Linked DNA regions of Homo sapiens: regions 1 and 3 are each linked to region 2. Evidence: chromatin contacts called from ENCODE Hi-C or POLR2A ChIA-PET data. All regions are on one chromosome and are shown on one strand. The core of a region is the stretch at or near the end of the contact, and the rest is flanking DNA. Distances in the headings are between cores, read along the strand shown.

Region 1 (2,700 bases), core at 200-2,699, 35 kb before region 2:
TGCGCTCTCCAGCCCCACCATCCAGGCAGTGGAGGATAGATGGGGCCTTGGCACCGGCGCCCGCTCTTGGCCTGGCATGTGCAGGGAGCTGCAGACCAGGCAAGAGACAAATTGCAGCCTGGTCAGTGGGCAGGAGGCTCAGTGTGCATGCAGGCAGATGTGGCTGCAGCCTGCCCCTGAACCAGACACCTGCCTGCCCTCCCCAGTGTCCTAGACCTGCCCAAATCTGGTGTTTGCTTAAGATTTGTATGTGGTCACTGATGAGGAGGTGAGTGCTCACGGGCTTTGGGTTGTTTCCAATAATAATAGTGACAATGGCTGATGCTAACATATGCTGCTCTGCTGTTCTAAGTCCTTAGCATACATCGAGCTCTTTAATCCTTAGCCATCCGGTGGTGGAGGTACAGGAAACTGAGCCTAGAGAGGTTGGAGGCCTCTTCCAAGTTCACACATTAAGTGGCAGAGGCAGGAATCAAATCCAGACACTCTGGCTCCAGAGTTCAATGCCCCTCAGGACTACTGTCTAATATTTGAGAGCCTGGAGTGGAGGAAAAATCGTGACTAGGCAAAGGATTCAGGTAGGCAGGGCTCACCACTAACCTGAGTGGACAGGAACAGGTTGCCCTGCCTCAATTTTTCCACCAGAAAAAATGAGCAGTGGCTGCTATTGCAAGGCCCTGCAAGGTCCCAGACCAGCTCCAGGGCAGGCCTCTCTGTTCTTCTGGGACCCTTGGGCACTAGGTCCTCTGCCGACACACATTCACTCCCTCCGCCTAATAATCCCAACCCAGATCCCCTGGAGTATCATCTCGTAGTTCATTAAACCATCACCTCTGTGTCCCTGAGGCAAGCTTGCAGTCTGTTGAGATTTTGTAGGGATGTTTATGGCTAGTGGCAGCAAAGGGAACAGACCACATAAAACAAAAAGAGACAGTATGAGCTCTTAAAAAGTTTCCAAAGTCTGGCATAAAAGCTCCCACAGGTGTTTCATTCATACAAATGACCAGCTTCCCTCCGCTCTGGATGAAGGGTTTGGAAAGACCAAAGTCTGGTTCAGTCCAGCCAGTCTCCTATTGTGGGACCTTCCTTGCGAAAGTACCCTTCTTTCTCTGAGCCTTGGTTTCCTTGTCTGTAAAATGGGTATAATGATAGTACCTATCTCATAAAATTATTGTGAGGATTAAAACACAAAAAACACTTAGAACAGGGCCCGACACAAAGCGAATGCTCAACAAATGCCAACTGTTCTCATTCTCTGGTTTTTAGTTTCCTCAGTGGGAAAATGAGGAGGTGAGTTTTGTGCCAGGTATGGGCTTCTGGCTCGAACATTCTGTGACTTCATGATGTTCCTAGGGTGCTTCCTTGTCTCCTCCCACTTGCCTGAGTCTTTCTTCTTTGTTTCTGTGAGCCCCAGCCAATTAGTTTACTCACAAGTGTAGGGTAGAGAGAACTACACAAACAGGAAGTGTTACCACTCATACTCACAGTGGTGAATCATTCCAACCTTCCATCAAGTGGATCCACCTCCATTGGTCGACACAGCTGGGGAATCTGAGCTACTGTGGCCAGAACTCTGTTGACCACATCCTGCAATGACAGACCTCAGAATCCTTCCTGAACCTTCCATGGGAAGGAGTCTGTGACAGCCCACCTGTGTAGACTGGGCCTCATCAGCCTGAATTTGCTGAAATAAGTAATTCCAGTTTCCCTGAATTCATGCAGAGGGCACCCACGCTGGGAAGGAGTTTCTCTGGCTTTTCAAGCTCCATAAACACTTGAAAAGTCATTTTATTTTTCAATCTGTGGGCAGGATGCCACCAAACGAGGAAGCCTCATTAAACAGACCTTGAAGGCTATTTCTTTGTTGTTTTTTTTGTGGGAGTGGGATGAGGTTTGGTGTTGGCTTTTTTTTCCCCCACTGATGCTTTTTGGATAAACACATAAATCAGCATCATCTATATTCATTAGATATCGTGCCTTGTTCAGTACAAAATTACCCCTGTTTTGCATGACTTTCCCCCCTTGTGATTAATATAAATGACTTAAGTTAATTATGTTTCTCTTCATGGAAAAATGTATTTGTCAAAGTGCTGAAACATCAATAAAAAATAAACACTGTCATTTGAAGAAGGGCTCATTTGCAAATGAGTAGCTGGGGTGTGGGGAAAGGAATGGACTCACCCGTCTGGAGGTGTCATTCTGATTGAGTAGGCACACTTCATATTTACTAACAATGACAAAAGCATTTTTCTTAGTTAAGCACTCACAGGTCCTGATGAGGTAGACTGATGTCATCATTATTAACAATAATGACACCTCAGGCGTAGAGAAAACAATTTTCCTTACTAGAGAAAACTAACGCTGGGTATTTTACCATCCAGACCTCCAAAACTAGGCCCAGCATGGGGACTTTGCAGGAATAGACCAAGAGGCAAATACAGATGATTGGAGTGGGAGGGAAGAGAAGTGAAGAAAAGCAAACCATGGAGCTGGTGTGGCATCTCAGAGCAACATGGAAGCTTAGGGATGAGACAGCACAAACACCTCCCTGGGCCAATGACAAGACTAAGAACCAGAGAGGGGACTTGCCCCTTGGGTAAACAGCATATTAGTGGCAGAGCCCAGAGAGAACCCAGGACTCTTGACTCCTAGACCCCCACCCTTTCCCTGCACTCTGCTGCCTCCCTTGCCACCAGGGAT
Region 2 (2,700 bases), core at 1-2,500:
ATTAGCAGGATATGGTGGTGCACACCTGTAATCCTACTTACTCCGGAGCTGAGGTGGAAGGATCTCTTGAATCCCGGAGGCGGAGGTTGCAGTGAACCAAGATTAAAACACTGCACTCCAGCCTTGCTCTGTCTCAAAAAAAAAAAAAAAAGTCTAACAATCCTGAGAACTCCATGCTCTCTCAGCTGAGCCCACCCGTAAGCCAGCCCAGCCCAGCTGCCAGACATATGAGTGAAAAAACTATTGGAAGTGGATCCTCCAGCCCCCAGTGGTTGAAAGCACCCCCATTCCAGTCCTCCCCTGAAAGATCCACCTCTGTGCTTTTTTCTAACTTCTGACCCACAGAATTTGGGATCACAATAAAATAGTGGTTGTTTCATGCCACAAAGCTTTGGAGCAGTTTTTTACATCGTCATAGACAACCTGAAGAACTAGTAAACTCTCATGTTGGCTAATATTCTTGGGCTCCCTTCCCCCAGGTGACCAATGCCAGGAGTGTGTGACTTGCAGCACATGTGCTGAAGGTGGAGAGAGGTAGCCTCTGCCTCCTCACACTGCACATCCCCTCACCTGCCTCCAGTGTGGTCAGTTCACATAGGCTTTCACTCCTCTGCCCAGGCAAAGTTCTCCTCTCTCCTGCCACGGTCCTTTGTTTATATCGTGAGTGCAGGCTTGTCACACGGATAGCAACCAGATTATTTATGTTTGTCTTCACTAGACTACAGGCTCTAAAGGGACACAGCTGTATTCTATGCATTTCCCTGTGCTGAGGCCTAGCACCTAGTGGGCGTGAAATAAATACGTGTGGAATGAAACTGTCAAAGACCATGTGACCAGCTGGCCCTGACCCCCTGCTAACAAGCAGCAGACCCAGAACCCCTTTCTGGTTCTCCTCCAGGCAGGGCACAGTTGTTTCCTATCTGAGCAGGCTCCATTTGCTTCACATCAGCCCAAGAACAGGGAATGGGAAATGCCTTGTGCTGCAGGAGGGAAGACAAAGTAAGCCAGAGAGCACTTGGCCATCTGGGGCTGGGAGCGGAAGAGAATGGAACCATTCTGGAGAGCCAGACATTTGTTTTGTAGTTGTTGCCTTTGTGAATGTACATGTCCTGAAACCCTGGTTAATTTTCTTGTTCAAACATTGGTTTAAAATTGCTGGCTCTAGGAGAGATACTGTCCTTCAGCAGGTTCTGTTATAAACTTTGCAACTCCAAGGTCTGATTCAGCAGCAAGCTGGAAAAGTTCCTGGTTGCTAAGAGACCAGAGAGCAAATTAGCAGCTCACAAAAGACCCAGCTAAGACCAGTAAAAAATAAGACAAACGAAAACAAGGTAGGAAATGGGCCTCCTCAAAATCAAAATAAGGTAAACAAACTGGCTAGGAAAATGTCTGATTGGAAAAGACAATTATAAGTATTCTTCATGCTGAAGTAAAATGCACTATAGGTAGCTAAACTCTATCTTTGTCTTTTTGTCACTTGAAGAAAACAGCAGGGGAGCCCCTTTCTAGTCCTGAAATTCCGGATCTATGAGTCAGAGGGAAAAACAAACTGTCCCAGTTGATAAGGAGGAAAGAAAAAAGTGAAATAGGCTGCCTCTTTTATGAGCTCTCCCTGCCAGGACGGTGAATGGGCTACCTGGGGTGGTGGCCCAGAAACATTCCTGCAAGCAAACAAAAGCCTCCCCCCAGGAAAGGTTTCTGATCACTGCTGGTCCAAGGCTCAGCCGCAACAGAGGGCTCTGACCCCCACAGGACTTGGCCAGACACTTCAAGATCCCATCTGGCAATCAAGCATGAGAATTCAGGTACTTGTAATAAGAAGGGGCAAAGAGAAAAGTACCAAATAGGTCCCAGGTATTAAATATTTATTTTGTTAAAGTGCCTCTATAGCTATGATTTTTAGTAATTTCTTTTCTGGTCAGACAATCTAGTAAAATATTATATTAAAATTATTTTTAATCAAAAACAGAAAAAAGCATGCCAATCACTTACCTCTGATGGAAATTCATTCTCCAAGACACACAGTTTTCCTAAGAACCTACTGCTTAGCTGGACAAAATAGTAGGAAAATGCTCCAAGTGGAAATTACCAGCCTCTTGAGGGAGGAGCTTGAAAATCTTAAGTGATCACAGAAAAGTCACAGTCATCTGGGTTTTGGAGACCAGAGAAGAAATGAAGAAGGGCAAAAAAAAAAAAAAAAAGAAAAAAAGAAAAAGATGGGGTGTGGGGAGGAAGATGGGGAAACATGGAGCTACAAATTGGGAGAAAATTAAGGCAGCCAGTAGGCATATGTCAGGGAGCTATGGCGTGATATGCCTAAGAACTATGTGACTGAATAGCCTCCACTTATCAATATTTGTTGGACAGCAAAAGGATTTCAGAATATGATGGATCCAACAAGCATGAAATAATCTTTAGGGGAAAAAATTACAATTCCCCACATGGCAGCTTCCTTCAGATCTTTTCTGACAATCCTGTTTGTCAGATTTCTAAATCGCATGCAACTGCTATATTTTAGGCAGAGCTGGTATCTTCCTGGAAAAAGACCGTCCCAAATATTCAGTGCCCCTCCCTGCAGGAGAAATAGACACCTCCTTTCTGATATATGCAGCTCTGGCCAAATGACTTGCTTTGGCCCATGAAATGTGAGCAGAAGTCACATGTGTCACTTTGGAGTATAAGTTTTAAGAGCTAGCACGT
Region 3 (2,700 bases), core at 160-2,659, 60 kb before region 2:
CTTGGCTTAGATAAAAGGTTATATGTCATCCTAAGTATAAGACACAGTCCTTCCCTTCAAAGGATGAATTTAGAAGGGAGGCTAAGAAAAGTCTTAAACATAAAAAAAAGTAAAAAGAAACCATAAGAGAAGAAACAGGATGGCATAGGCTAAATGCCAAGTGAGTCTAGTCATCAAGGAGTTAGGGGAGGAGGTGACTTCTGGGACCTGGGATGGAGGAGAAGGTGCCTGAACTGGGTGGAACTGGGTGAGCAGGCAAGTAGCAGAGGGCATGAGCAGGGACCTGCTTCACCGAGATGGCTGTGTTTTGCCTTTGTATCCAAAGCTGACACAATGACAGGTGGCTGCTGCTAACTTGGAGACCCCAAGGTGTGGTAGAGAAAGACTGATGCTCATCCAGAGATGCCTCTGGCCACCTGCGCCCTGCAGGTGCAAGGCAGTCTTGATTTGCAGCTGAGGCTGCTGTTTGGGAAGCTGTCATGGTTCAGAGGCTTTTCTTCAGGGAAGCATAAAACAAAGAAGGAGCTTCTCGCAGGTTGTTATAAAGCAGTCTCAAAAATATACCTCTGATTTCCAGCCTTCCTGCACAGGGCAGCTGCTGAAGACACAGCCATGATTCACTCCAACAAATGATCTCAGCATCTTTCTTCCTGCAACACTGTAGAAGTTTCGGAAATTTGGCCTGTGGTTCACTCCTGTTCTCCAAACTCTGAAGCGTGGGGGTAGCTGAGCACTTGGATTCCGTATTTTGATGAGGATGAATTAATTCGTGCACAAACACACAATCACAGACCTACCACTTGGGTTGGGTGTTCTAATGAGGGAGGTGATTGCATGATGCTGAGTCAGGACAGGGTGGCCCTAGCCTAATTGCCTTCCATTCTAGGCCTGGAGACCAGTGTCTGCTGTGCTCCTGAGGTGAACCCTCTCCTTTCTCCAGCCACCTCCTCCTGTCCCTTTACCGAGATGCAGACTCTCCCAGGTTCCACCTTTCAGTCCTGTTCCCAAACTGCAATAGCTCTCCCCAGAATTACCACAAAAGCCAAAAATCTACTCATCTGCTTCCACACACTTCTTCCCACCCTGTGTTTGGGGAATAAATTGTTCTCAAACACCTCTTTGTTCTTTTTGCCCCATATGGTTCAGGAACATTCAATGGCTCCCTACGACCCACAGAATAAAATCCACATTCAAACAGAAGGCCCTCCACCAACCAACTTCTGCTCCCTGCTTCCCACCGTCTTAGCTCCTTACATCCCAAGACAGCCTATCTGCATTAGCCAAGTCCCTCAACTTGCTCTCCCTGCAAGACTTGCTAGTTCTGACTTCCCAGATTTCTACTTTCACATTCTCCCTGCCTTCAAGAGGTCCCTCCCCTTAGCAAATCCATTTCCATTGCTTGAAGCCAGAAGAGGTGACAACAGTGAACTTTCCCAAAGACTAAACACTCACTGCACACTGATCACCATGACTAATCAGTGTGCCCTTCAAGTCAGGACCCACATACTTGATGATTGAATGAACAAATAAAGAAGCCTTCCTGGCTAGGCCTCCCTGTTCAGATAATCCCCCTTGATACGGCGAGTCTCAGCATGAGTGGGTAGAATAGTTACAGCTTGAGTCGTTTCCCCTTACCCCACAGCCCCCTATATGTAGCAATTTGCAATTTTGCTGAGGCAGATTTTAGTGTCTTGCTGTGAGGCTGATGCTTAAAGTGACTTAGCTAGAGAGAGAACCCTACAGAGCATTCAGCCTCCAAATTTAAACTCGGTTCTGTTTTACTCTGCTCATCTGTCACATATGCAGTGGTTGTCAGGAAGTAATTTCAGAAAATGTTTTTCCTCCTGAAAATGACCAATTTTTTTCCCAAGGGAAATAGAAGACTTTGGTAATGGTGTAAAGGCAGTCCCCTTGTGGTACTGGCAATGCTGGCCTCCTTTTTGATTTGACTGTAGGCTCCCCCTCTGTTTGGTTCATATTGGCTCCTCAGTGCCTGGCACATGGAAAGTGTTCAATGTTCATTTACTCTATGTGTAAATACATGAGTGGGGACTGTACTGTGCAACTGTGCTTCAGAAATGTAGTTCTAGACAGGAATGCATTTCAGGGAAAAGCCAGGAAGCTGCACAAACATTTTAGCATTCAAAAACATGAGGATTTACAATGTTTCCCAGATAAATCACTCATGCAAGCCCACAGCTTCTCCTGCACATGGCCATCTGCCCCATTGGAATTTCCTGCTGTTCTTTCAGGTGCACGTGGTTGTGTCCTCAACTTAAACAGATTCTTGAGGGCAGGCACTTGGTGTCGTGTCTTCATGTCCCTCACAGAGCTTGAACAGTGCTGGCAAGATCACAGAAGGTGGAGAGTAAATGTTTGCTGACTAACCAATGGGAAGGTTCCCTTGGGAAAGGATGGATTTGCAACTCTGCCCATGGGCCCTAGAGCCACCCATGTGGTGCCCCTTTCTCAGGGAGCAGGTGCCTACCCCTCCCCTCCTGGAGTAGCCACATCAGGGCAGCTCTAAGGCCAAGACTACCTTCAGCAGTACAAGAATCACAGACTGTTAAAAATGTCAGAGCTTACAGGCCACCTCATTCAACCTCCTTGTTTTTCAAGCGAGGGAACTCTGAATCCAGGGAAAGGAGCTAATTCTGTCTCAAGCTCTCAATGCCCAGTGCCCGCTTATCCTTCCCACAC

What was found. Hi-C counts contacts between places; a loop is a spot of excess contacts on that map. ChIA-PET counts read pairs that join two places held with the same protein, here RNA polymerase II (POLR2A). Pooled maps may share reads with other maps.
Region 1: a loop to region 2 is called in a map of PC-9, with 6 times the contacts of the local background. The contact joins two enhancer-like sites. A Hi-C loop is called at or near these places in 7 of 168 maps with a recorded cell type or tissue (Caco-2, Calu3, HepG2 and 4 more) and 1 of 50 pooled maps. POLR2A ChIA-PET finds 5 or more read pairs at or near these places in 11 of 52 experiments (A549, AG04450, Caco-2 and 8 more).
Region 3: a loop to region 2 is called in a map of endothelial cell of umbilical vein, with 5 times the contacts of the local background. The contact joins two enhancer-like sites. A Hi-C loop is called at or near these places in 4 of 168 maps with a recorded cell type or tissue (cardiac septum, endothelial cell of umbilical vein, gastrocnemius medialis and 1 more) and 4 of 50 pooled maps. POLR2A ChIA-PET finds 5 or more read pairs at or near these places in 4 of 52 experiments (WTC11, activated T-cell and endothelial cell of umbilical vein).

What each region holds. Positions count from the first base shown.
Region 1 is chr6:40,960,947-40,963,646 of GRCh38, forward strand. The region is part of intron 1 of LOC101929555 (a long non-coding RNA gene); the gene reads right to left. Among named protein-coding and RNA genes, the nearest start is that of UNC5CL, 77 kb to the right of the region's middle. Within about 2 kb of position 1,450, at least 3 of the 41 ENCODE cell types and tissues checked have a DNase peak (open chromatin) inside an H3K27ac peak, as active enhancers do; they include PC-3 and PC-9, where a contact is called at or near this core.
Region 2 is chr6:40,996,146-40,998,845 of GRCh38, forward strand. The region is part of intron 1 of LOC101929555 (a long non-coding RNA gene); the gene reads right to left. Among named protein-coding and RNA genes, the nearest start is that of UNC5CL, 42 kb to the right of the region's middle. RefSeq lists enhancers at 827-1,500, 1,501-2,173. Within about 2 kb of position 1,251, at least 15 of the 41 ENCODE cell types and tissues checked have a DNase peak (open chromatin) inside an H3K27ac peak, as active enhancers do; they include PC-3, PC-9 and endothelial cell of umbilical vein, where a contact is called at or near this core.
Region 3 is chr6:40,935,487-40,938,186 of GRCh38, forward strand. All of the region lies in intron 1 of LOC101929555 (a long non-coding RNA gene), which reads right to left. Among named protein-coding and RNA genes, the nearest start is that of UNC5CL, 100 kb to the right of the region's middle. Within about 2 kb of position 1,410, at least 4 of the 41 ENCODE cell types and tissues checked have a DNase peak (open chromatin) inside an H3K27ac peak, as active enhancers do; they include endothelial cell of umbilical vein, where a contact is called at or near this core.